2 separate regions of the Mus musculus genome follow, and region 1 is linked to region 2. A link is a loop called in an ENCODE intact Hi-C map of the cell type or tissue named here. Cell type or tissue: gastrocnemius. All regions are shown on one strand.

What was found. Hi-C counts contacts between places; a loop is a spot of excess contacts. Peaks named below come from ENCODE experiments on the same cell type or tissue, not always from the same donor. Only the 100,000 strongest peaks of a DNase experiment are listed, where the experiment ranks them.
Region 1: a loop joins it to region 2, with 2.1 times the contacts of the local background. A loop is called at or near these places in 21 of 42 quality-filtered maps.

Annotation. Positions count from the first base shown.
Region 1 is chr1:193,205,817-193,210,816 of GRCm38, reverse strand. No RefSeq gene overlaps it. Among named protein-coding and RNA genes, the nearest start is that of Traf3ip3, 6.8 kb to the right of the region's middle. In gastrocnemius, a CTCF peak has its summit at 2,443 (motif pointing left); a DNase peak (open chromatin) is centred at 2,442.
Region 2 is chr1:193,313,579-193,318,578 of GRCm38, reverse strand. All of the region lies in intron 3 of Lamb3 (laminin, beta 3), which reads right to left. Among named protein-coding and RNA genes, the nearest start is that of Lamb3, 14 kb to the right of the region's middle. In gastrocnemius, no CTCF peak of the experiment used is centred here; DNase peaks (open chromatin) are centred at 1,353, 2,406 and 3,017; H3K27ac peaks cover 3,433 bases.

The DNA.
Region 1 (5,000 bases), 110 kb after region 2:
ATGTTAACAAGTGGGTCTCTTCTGCCCACCTATGCCTTGCACTGGAGGGCAGGTCTGTGTGTAGCATGGTGGTCTGCAGGCAGGTCTCTCTCTGACTTCTTCCTCCCATACAGTGCTGTGTGGTGGTAGTAGGACTCTGTGTGTCTATGGCCTGCTAAAGATGTGGTGCAAAAGGCAGATCTGTAGATGTCTTTCCCTGCCTGCACTGAGTAGCATGGTGGAATGAAGGTCTCTGCCCATCTTCCTCCTCCCACACTTCACTGCCTAGATTTGACTTGACTTGATTTGATTTGATTTGATTTGATTTGATTTGATTTGATTTGATTTTTATGAGTCCTAAGCATAAAACGGCTTTGCCACCAAGCCAGGCATCAAGCTAGGATGCACAAAGGACTGCCATCTGCGCTGCTCCTGACTGATAGAACACCAATACCAGCAAGGATTCTCTTTGCCCATTGCCAGGGGGTGGGTATCAAAATTATTTTTATTTTGCATCTTCCTTTTTAATCTTTGCATCTGTTTTCTGTTTTTTAAAAAAATCAACTAAGGGGCTGGTGCGATGGCTCAGTGGGTAGGAGCGCCCGACTGCTCTTCCAAAGGTCCAGAGTTCAAATCCCAGCAACCACATGGTGGCTCACAACCATCCGTAACAAGATCTGACTCCCTCTTCTGGTGTGTCTGAAGACAGCTACAGTGTACTTGCATATAATAAATAAATAAATCTTAAAAAAAAAAAATCAACTAAAGTACAATTTCTGGCAAAATAACGCTGCCTTAGCATTCAAGAGCTGAGCAGAGAAGCACTCTTCCCGAACGCTGTTGATCCAGTGTGGCTAAGAGGATTTGGTGCTGACTCCATCAATCATACAACCTCACCCACCCACTTTACCCAGGACAGGTACAACAGAGGAACAACAGACCCTCACAACAGGACAGAGGACAGAAATGTTTCCACAGAAAAATCTCGGTCAAAAGTAAGGACCGTGGAAGACACAAGAATCAAAATGGAATCATTTGCGTCAACTTGAACAACAAACAACAAAAGGTAAACAAACTGAGGAGAGACATGGGCTTGCACAGATCACCACAAACTTGTATAAAATGTGATTCCACGTGGGCCTCTGCCTAGCGATTCGGGTTAGCTCCAAACTGACACAAGTGGAAGTCAAGGGGCACAGCCCTCAGTCATGCAAGCGTGAGCAAGCCTAAGAGCTACTACACCTCAGTGCTCTTGGGATCCCTGCAAGGGACATGAGGGAGGCAGACTCACAGAAGAAACACACACCAGTACTTAGTATAGTTCTGCCTGTGCAGGAGCCTCTACCAGGAAAGTCAGCTCCAACCGAATATCTGACCAGTGAATGTACAATGTGCACAAGGGGCTATCTGGGTAGAGAAGTAAGGGAGGCTGAGGGCAAACATGACAAGATTGGTCTGGTTTGTATGGCTTCCCAAGATCATCCTCTGTGCCTGGAAGGAATGGTTTATCCCCAGTACAGGCGATCTGCCTTTTGCACAGAAACTGTAATGTTTAAAGAAAAGGCCTGGGACCAGGAAAGCACACAGTGACTCCACAGAAACTGAGAGTCAAAATAAACTCTCTGAGACGAAGAGAGGGAGAAAAACACCAACGTCGGGGGCTTTTCCTACACCACCCCCAAGCCAGGTTCCAAGTGTGTTAACTCAAAGAGGCGGGTGCAGAAACCATATGTCTATGTGCTTTTACTCTCTTGTGGGCAGAGGGCATTATGGGCAGGCACTGTCACATCTGACTTAGGCAGTACTGACCTCTTGAACACTAGGCAAACATTTGGCCAATTAAACTATATTCTCAGCCAATATACAAATTGATTCTTTTTTTTTCTTTTTTTTTCTTTTCTTAGATATTTTCTTCATTTACATTTCAAATGCTCTCTGGAAAATCCTCTATACCCTCCCCCTGCTCTGCTCCCCAACCCACTCACTCCTGCTTCCTGGCCCTGCCATTCCCCTGTACTGGGGTATATGATCTTCGCAAGATCAAGGGCCTCTCCTCCCATTTTTGGCCGACTAGGCCATCCTCTGCTACATATGCAACTAGAGACACAGCTTGGGGGGGGGGGGTACTGGTTAGTTCATATTGTTGTTCCTCTTATAGGGTTGCAGACCCCTTTAGCTCCTTGGGTACTTTCTCTAGTTCCTTCAAATGGATTCTTAAACTGAAGGCATGCCAAAAAAGTCCTACAACTACCCACACTGTATTACAAACAACAGAGCAAACAATAGGATTCCTGAGTCTCTGCTAGGTGACTGACTAGCATATTTCAAGGCTCCCTTGCTTGGATAGACTTGCAGGGGACAAGAATGAATCCCAAGAATACCACCACACCCAAAGCACAAAGCCTTAACTACCTGCTCTAGCATTGGCCTCCTGCTTGCAGACAGGGGCAGCAGCACCACCCAGTGGCTGTACACAGGTAGGCAGCATCATAGCATATAGACCCTACCGGGAAAGGCTCCACTCCGAGACCATCACTATTCCAACCAGAGCCCATGAAGAGATCATGGTCTGTGGGCCACAGCCAGACAGGAGAGGAAGTGTCAACTCCAATACCTTAATCTGCTCTGATCCAGCCACCCAGGAGATTGGTTTGGAGTTGTGAGAACTTGTCCTGATCAATAACAACCTTTGGTGGCACTCTCAGAAAAGCACTAGGCCTGGCAAAAAGATGAGGGAGAGAATAGAGACAAGTTCTCTGCTGGGAGAAGAAGATGGCTTCTATCCCAAGCCAACCTTGAGGACAACTGGATCTAGGGTATCTATAGGCACATCCCAGGCCACCTGCTCTGCTTCTGACTCTCTAAGAACATGGAATTGTGTTCCTCTGTCAGCATCCCTGTCTTAGTTAGGATTTTATTGCTATGAAGAGACACCGTGACCTAGGCAGCTCTTAGCTTACCGTTTCAGAGGTTCAGTCCATTACCAAAATGATGGGAAGCATGGCGGCATCCAGGCAGATTTGGGGCTGGAGAAGGAGCTGAGAGTTCTACATCTTGATCTGAAGGCAGCCAGGAAGAGACTCCTTTTCCACACTTCATGGAGCTTGAGCGTTAAGAGATGACCTCAAAGCCCACCTACACAGTGACACACTTCCTCCAACAAGGCCACACCTCCTAAAAGTGCCACTTCCTATGGGCTAAACACATTTAAACTACCACATTCCCCTACCCCATCTCCTCTGGTCAAAGTGCTCACCACTCCCACTGACTACCCAACAGTTGTTTGTGTATCTTTTTATCAAGATTCCCAAGCTTTCCCTCATATGACTCCTGCACATACTTCATTAGGAGAAACTTGGAATCTAGAAATCTTTTTTTCCCTATGCAATCATATGGCACACATCTTTTAAAAACCTTAGCTAGCCAGGCAGTGGTGGCACACACCTTTAATCCCAGCACTCGGGAGGCAGAGGCAGGCAGATTTCTGAGTTCGAGGCCAGCCTGGTCTACAGTGTGAGTTCCAGGACAGCCATGGCTACACAGAGAAACCCTGTCTCGAATAACAAGCAAACAAACAAACAGCTAGGGAGCAGGGGAGTGACTCAGATGGTAGAGTACAAAGCCCTGGTTCCATCCCCCATACCACATAAAACCTTCTGTGATGTGCACACCTGTAATCCCATTTTTGAGAGGAGGGGAATCATAAACTCAATTCCTTGGTGATATAGTGAGTTTGATGCTGGACTGGGCCACATGATACCCTGTCTAAAATAAATAAATAAATAAATAAATAAATAAATAAATAAATAAATAATTGAGTTGTGTTAGATGAACTTTAAAAAATACATTTTATCTTTTGTCATCATCCTATGGAGTAAGAGGCTTATGCTTATGAATCTTTCAGGTAACTGCTTTAAAATGCTCTTTTTATCTGTTATGGATACCTTTAAACATTATATCAAGTAAATAGGAACCAAGCACACACACACACATACACACACACACACCTATCATCTATCTACCTGTGTGTGTCATAATGAGACCCATTTCTTTATAAAGTAACTAAAAATTAATTTTTATAAAGTACATCAGGGGCTGGAGAGATGGCTCAGCGGTTAAGGGCACTGACTACTCTTCCAAAAGTCCTGAGTTCAATTCCTAGCAACCACATGGTGGCTCACAACCATCTGTAATGGGATCTGATGCCCTCTTCTGGTATGTCTGAAGACAGCTACAGTGTACTCATATAAATAAAGTAAATAAATAATTTTTTTTTAAAAAGTACATCAGAAAAAATGCACTAGTCTCCTAGGGTAGCTTCTCCCTTGTCACAGAGTTAGAGATCTGAAGGAGGGTGCCTCTCACTATGACTGTTAAGTCACAAACCAATAGTCCCAATTGCAGATGTCACTATAGTGATGTTATATTTGACTGCTGTTTGGTTTTTTTGGTTGGTTGGTTGGTTGGTTGGTTGGTTGGTTAGTTGATTGGCTGGTTGGTTGGTTTTTTGAGACATGGTCTCATGAAGAGCAAGCCGGCCTTGAATTCCCTATGTAGCTAAGGTTGACCTTGAAATATGATCCTCCTTCATCTACCTCCTGGACTCTTGGACCATAGGCCATGTGGTGATCTCAGCTCATGTGGTGTCATCGACTGAAACCAGGACATAATGCATGTTGGACAAGCACTATCAATATCTGTGATGTCCCCCCCAGCCCCTACTGAGTGTACTGGTATCGCTTTAGTAACACCCTAAGGTAGTCAGGCAGTAGGATTTTAGGGCCAAACATGGTGGTGTACACCTACAATCTCTGTAAAATAGGGTCTTCCCCAGACCTGGGGCTAAGCCTACCCTGCCCCAGAGCTACACCCCAGTTCATGTCAACATTATTGATATGACTATTTAGCAGTGGAGGAATCCAAGCAGCAGAGAGGTTGGATACTTTTCTAACTCTGAATGAGCCTTCATGGTCAAGCTAGTTCAGCTTCAAGCTGAAGTAGTCCAACTTCCCAGTTCCCCT
Region 2 (5,000 bases):
CACACTTCCCATTACTTAGTCCTAGTCAGTGAAGGAACAGCACTCTCTCCGTTCCTGATCACAGCCAAAAATGCCTTAGTAAAGTAGACTGTGCCTGTCCCTCACCAGCCATTTCCCATCCTGGATTTCTCTGACCACCCATCTCCACTTGCTGTACTTCCTGTTCATTTCTGTCGACTATCTATCTTCCCCTTCTACAGTGTATTCTCCAGGAGGACGATGGCTTATATTTCTTCCCCACTGCCTCCCAGCATGGAGAAAGTGCCTGGCACACTGCTAAGCACTTGCTGATTGAATGAATGAGTGAGCGAACGAGCAGTGATTGACAATGCTCAACAAGTGCCAATTATTTTCATCCATGTGATCAATAGCTATTTCTTTACTGACCTCAGCTTGTTTGAAAGGAGTGGAGAGGAAGTAAGGAATCAGGTATTAAGGTTAAGCCATTACCTATGCTACCAGCTGCCCAGGATGCTAAAGCAAGAGGATAGCTTAAACCCAAGTTTGGTGTCAGAGTAGGCAACGTAACAAGACCGGGCTCTCGGGAAAATGAAATTAACTGAGGGAGTTCTGGCCAGGTATCAAGAACTGTATCAGATAATTTCAATATCAGAGCCTATGTAAGGGGCCTGGGTGGCAGAGCAGTTGCCTAGAATACACAAAGCTCTGGGTGTGATCCCTAGGATGGCAAAACCTAGGCATGCTGGTACATGCTTGTAATCCCAGCCCTGAGCAAGTGGAGGCAGGGGGATCAGAAGTTCAAAGTCGAGTCCTTAGGTATACAGTGAGTTCAAGACCAGCCTGAGCTAAATGAGACCTTGTATCAAAACAAAACAAAAAACAAAACAAAACAAAACAAACAAAAAGAAAACAAAAAACAAAAAATCAAAACAACAACAACAACCCAATCAAGTTTCACAGCAGCCCTTTGAGGAAAATAGTATTTATCTGTTTTCCCCCAATAAAGTTGCTGAGCAACAGACATTACCAGAAGCATGCTGTCTCATTCACACAGAACCAAGCAGGGCTCGTGCTGACCCTCAAGATGACCTTGGGGGAACCCATAGCACAGAGAGCACTCTGGGAAGGACCCAACTTCTCCAGCTCTCTCAGCTTAGCTGCCATGGTGATGAGAGATGTGCTACTAGCTGAAATGCCTGGGCATTTAGCGTCATCTTTTCTGGGCAAGAGAAGACTAGGGCAGGAGGCCCCCCTAGACCCTATTTGGTCCTTGGCGAGGGAGTGTGCCCTTCCCCTCACTCTGCCCCGCCTCATATGCATATTTTCCACTTCATTCTGCCTGTACTCAGCACATGTCCGGAGGAGAGACAGGGCCAGCTGCCTTCTGGCAAACGCTGTCACCAGAGCTCCCCACCCCAGGCTGGGAGCTGAGCCCATCCCTTGCTGGCCATGGCAGCACGTAACACAAGGCTCTTTCTTTCTTAGCCTAGGACATTTTACAAGGAGCCAGAGATGGTAGAAATGGCCTTGGTGCTCCGAAATGACAGTTATGTAACTATTAAAGAGTTTATAGAAACTGTGCAATTGTATGGGGAAATGATTACATTATTATGTTTTGTGGGTTAAAGGTAAGCTTAAACTCATACATACAATATGATTTCAGATATAGTTTTTAAGGAACAGACTATGTTGGGAAGAAAATATATCAATATAGTAGGGAAAACACACACACAAAATTGCCAATATTTACCTATTTCAACTGAGAAGCATATAGATCAGTTTATTATCTCTCTAACAGGATTTTAGGTGGCTTTCCCACTTTTCGTTAGTTTGTGATATGTTTAAACTTTTATATAATTGGTATTGACTTTTATATGTAGGAATATAGACAGGATTATAAATAAGATATGTTAAAGATATTCGGTGTCAGTGTGGGCTCGTTGCTCTGAGCTGTCTCAGTCATAAAGACTGCACGGGGGCCTCGAATCATCTCCACCACCCTCCCACGTGAACAAGTACTGATGAGGGATCAGATGGCTTCCTGGGCTCATACACTACGAGCTTCATGTCTGGTAACACGGCTGAAGAGGGAATTGGCTTTGCACTCAAAGGGAAGCTAAGCCCCAGCTTCAGACAGGTATTTTAAGCAGCTCTGCTGTTGACTCGCCAGCAGGATGGGCCTGAAATAGAACAGCTACAATAGGAATTCAATTGAAGACAAGTTGTGTGCCTTCCCCCTGGCCTCAGTTTCCCTTTCCGTGTAATGTGTGTATATGTTAGTGTGTGTGAGTCTCTTCTCACAGGCCCTATGTGCCCCTTTCTCTACAGCAATGGCTGTTCCCAGCAGCTGCTGACTCCCTCCCTGGGTCACGTAGCCAGCATGTTCCCTGTGCGCTATCCAAGGGATGCTGCATTCTTATCAGTCCAGCCTGCCAGGCCTCCAGCCAGTTTGGCTCCTGCTTTCTCTCCAGCTGGAGAGGCTGGACTTTCTCCTGGAGCCTTCTAGAATCTCAGCAATCTGGCTGAAAGACAACCCCTTCCAGAGAGCTAAACTAGGGCAGAGGAATGAACAAGAGCCTATGGGCCTGGATCACAGCAGAGAAGGAAGGAGCGTGCATTGGAAGGCTCTGAAGAACAGTAGGCAAGAATAGGAAAGCAAGCTCTGATTAGCCAAGATGTAGTCCCTTCAGGGATGATCTAGGGGGCTGCTTTGTTTTCATCAAAGCTATCTCCAGGGTCTTGGGCACTAGCCAAGGCCCAAAGGAGGAAACCAGGGACAAAATAAAACGAACCAAAAGCCCTGCTGTCTTGGAGGAAAAAAATCTACAAAAACTAAAAAGGAAATAAAAGTAAAGAAAACACACGTCTTCATGTCAGCTTCATAAGATACATGTGATGCTAAGTTGTCCCTGTTATGACATGGGTTAAAACTCCCTGGACCGAGCTTATCATTCCAGAAAACCACAGAAGCCTGGGTGTCAGCAGGACAAAAGAATCAAGAGGAGAAGACACTGACCAGAGGTCTGATGGGGAATCTGGCTCTCAGGAAAGGAAGAGTTGTGGGAAGCCAGAGAGGGCACCCCACAGCCCTTCCTCAACATGGGGTTGATCAGTCTCCTGAAGTCTCCCTAGAACCAGTAAAAGGCTAAAGTCAGGGCTGGAAGCAGGTACTTGGTAGGAAGAGGCTCCAGGGCAGTTAGCCATTTTCAACTTCATCTCCTTTCTCGTTCAGAGCAAACTGTTTAGACAGCTCTATTGCTGTCTAAACTAAATCGAGAAAGGCGATTTTCCAAAGCTGATTATAGAGCCCAGGTTCACCACATACCCCCAAATTACATTGCAGTACGCCTGCTCTCCTGAGCACTACCGGCATACCTTTGGCTCACCCTTCCAAGACCTCTGATGGGAACATACTACATCTTACATGGTGAGTATCCCCAGTGTACTGGTCAGGAAAGCTAGATGGATGAAGCAGAGACTCATGTACCAGGCATCTGACTCCATACTACCCTGTGCAATTCTGACTAAAGGCATACAGAGGTCATACGGCCACCACTACGCACGAGACTAAGTAGATTTTCTAAACACTGCTCTCCTCTCCTCTTCACCCAAAAAGGGCAGATCCCTCTAAAGCAAAGATGTCCCTAGTGCCAAGAGTGGGAAATCAATTCTACCCCTGACAATGGCTTTCTAAGTCCATGCTGTGGTCACAGAGGCCCTAGCTGGCAGAGACAGGCCTACAGGACATTGCTTGAGGCATGAGGAGAATTTCCTAGAAATGCCAGACCAGTGTCAAAGATTCTAAAGGTGATTAGAACTTCATGACTGTTGAGAGTCATAGTATTGCAGATCCAGAGATAGAAAGGTCTTCCCCATCTTTTGCATTGTACCCAACACCCTCTGATTATCTATCGGTCAAAACCTTCTGAATGCATAAGCTTAGCAGGCAGCAAGCTTCCACGAACCCAGAAGCTGGCAGTGTCATCAGGCAGTTCATGTGACCACTTCCACAGTGTAGCTGTCACTAGGAATGACCTGAATCTGAGTTCCTAGACCGCAGCAACTCATTTGTGACCCAGAATAAAATCTCTCTGACTCCCTTTGAAGGAAGGGCCATGTTGGTTGTTAATAAGGGCCTGAACCCCAGGAATGGTGTATCTCCAGGCCATCCCCTTAGGCCTTTCTCCTCTCTTCTGTCCTTTTATCTCCACAAGCCCATTCCCTTGCCCATAGCAGCCACGATCTAATAGCTTCATACTGTATGTGACCAGGTCCTGCTTCCCTCTGACAGTAACCATTCAACTCCAACATTCATTTTCATTTTTTTCCATCCCCTCAAGGGTGACACTTACTCTCTTGGGACCCTTTGCAAACATTTGCCTATGTCTCTGATATACCAAACCTGTGCTGAGGTCTGACTTGCTGACATTCCCTAAGGGAGATTACATTAAAATAAGGAAATCTGTGGTGCTCACCCAGCACCGTAAAATTACAGCAATCATGGGAGCCTCAGACCTTGAGTCTTTTCAGAGTTGGGGAACAGGAAAGCCAACATTTTGCACGTAGAGACACAAGCTTAAAACCCTACAGAAAGAGGACAGTATCTGTGGCGTGTGTGTGAGAGAGAGACATGATGGTCAACCTTTATTGCCAGCTTTACTGGATTCAGAATCATCTGGGAAGCAAAACTCTGGGTCTGAGCACAAGGATGATTCCTGGCAGTTTTACTGAAGAGGGAAGACCTACCCTGAACGTTGGTGACACCATTCCACAGGCTAGCTCTCAAGACAGAAGGAAAAAGGAAAAGCAAGCTGAGCAGCAGCCTCCCTCATCCCTCATCCCCTGACCGTGGATGCCGCGTGAACAGCAGCCTCACACTCCAGCTGCTGTGATTTCCTCAGCCATGAGGAGTTTGGCTCAAATTGTGAGACAAAATACTCTTCCTTAAAACAACGAGTTAATGAAATAGACCCTTCCTTACGTTGCTTTTGTCCCATATCCTGCCACAACAATAAGACACCTTATATGGTGCTCTGTGT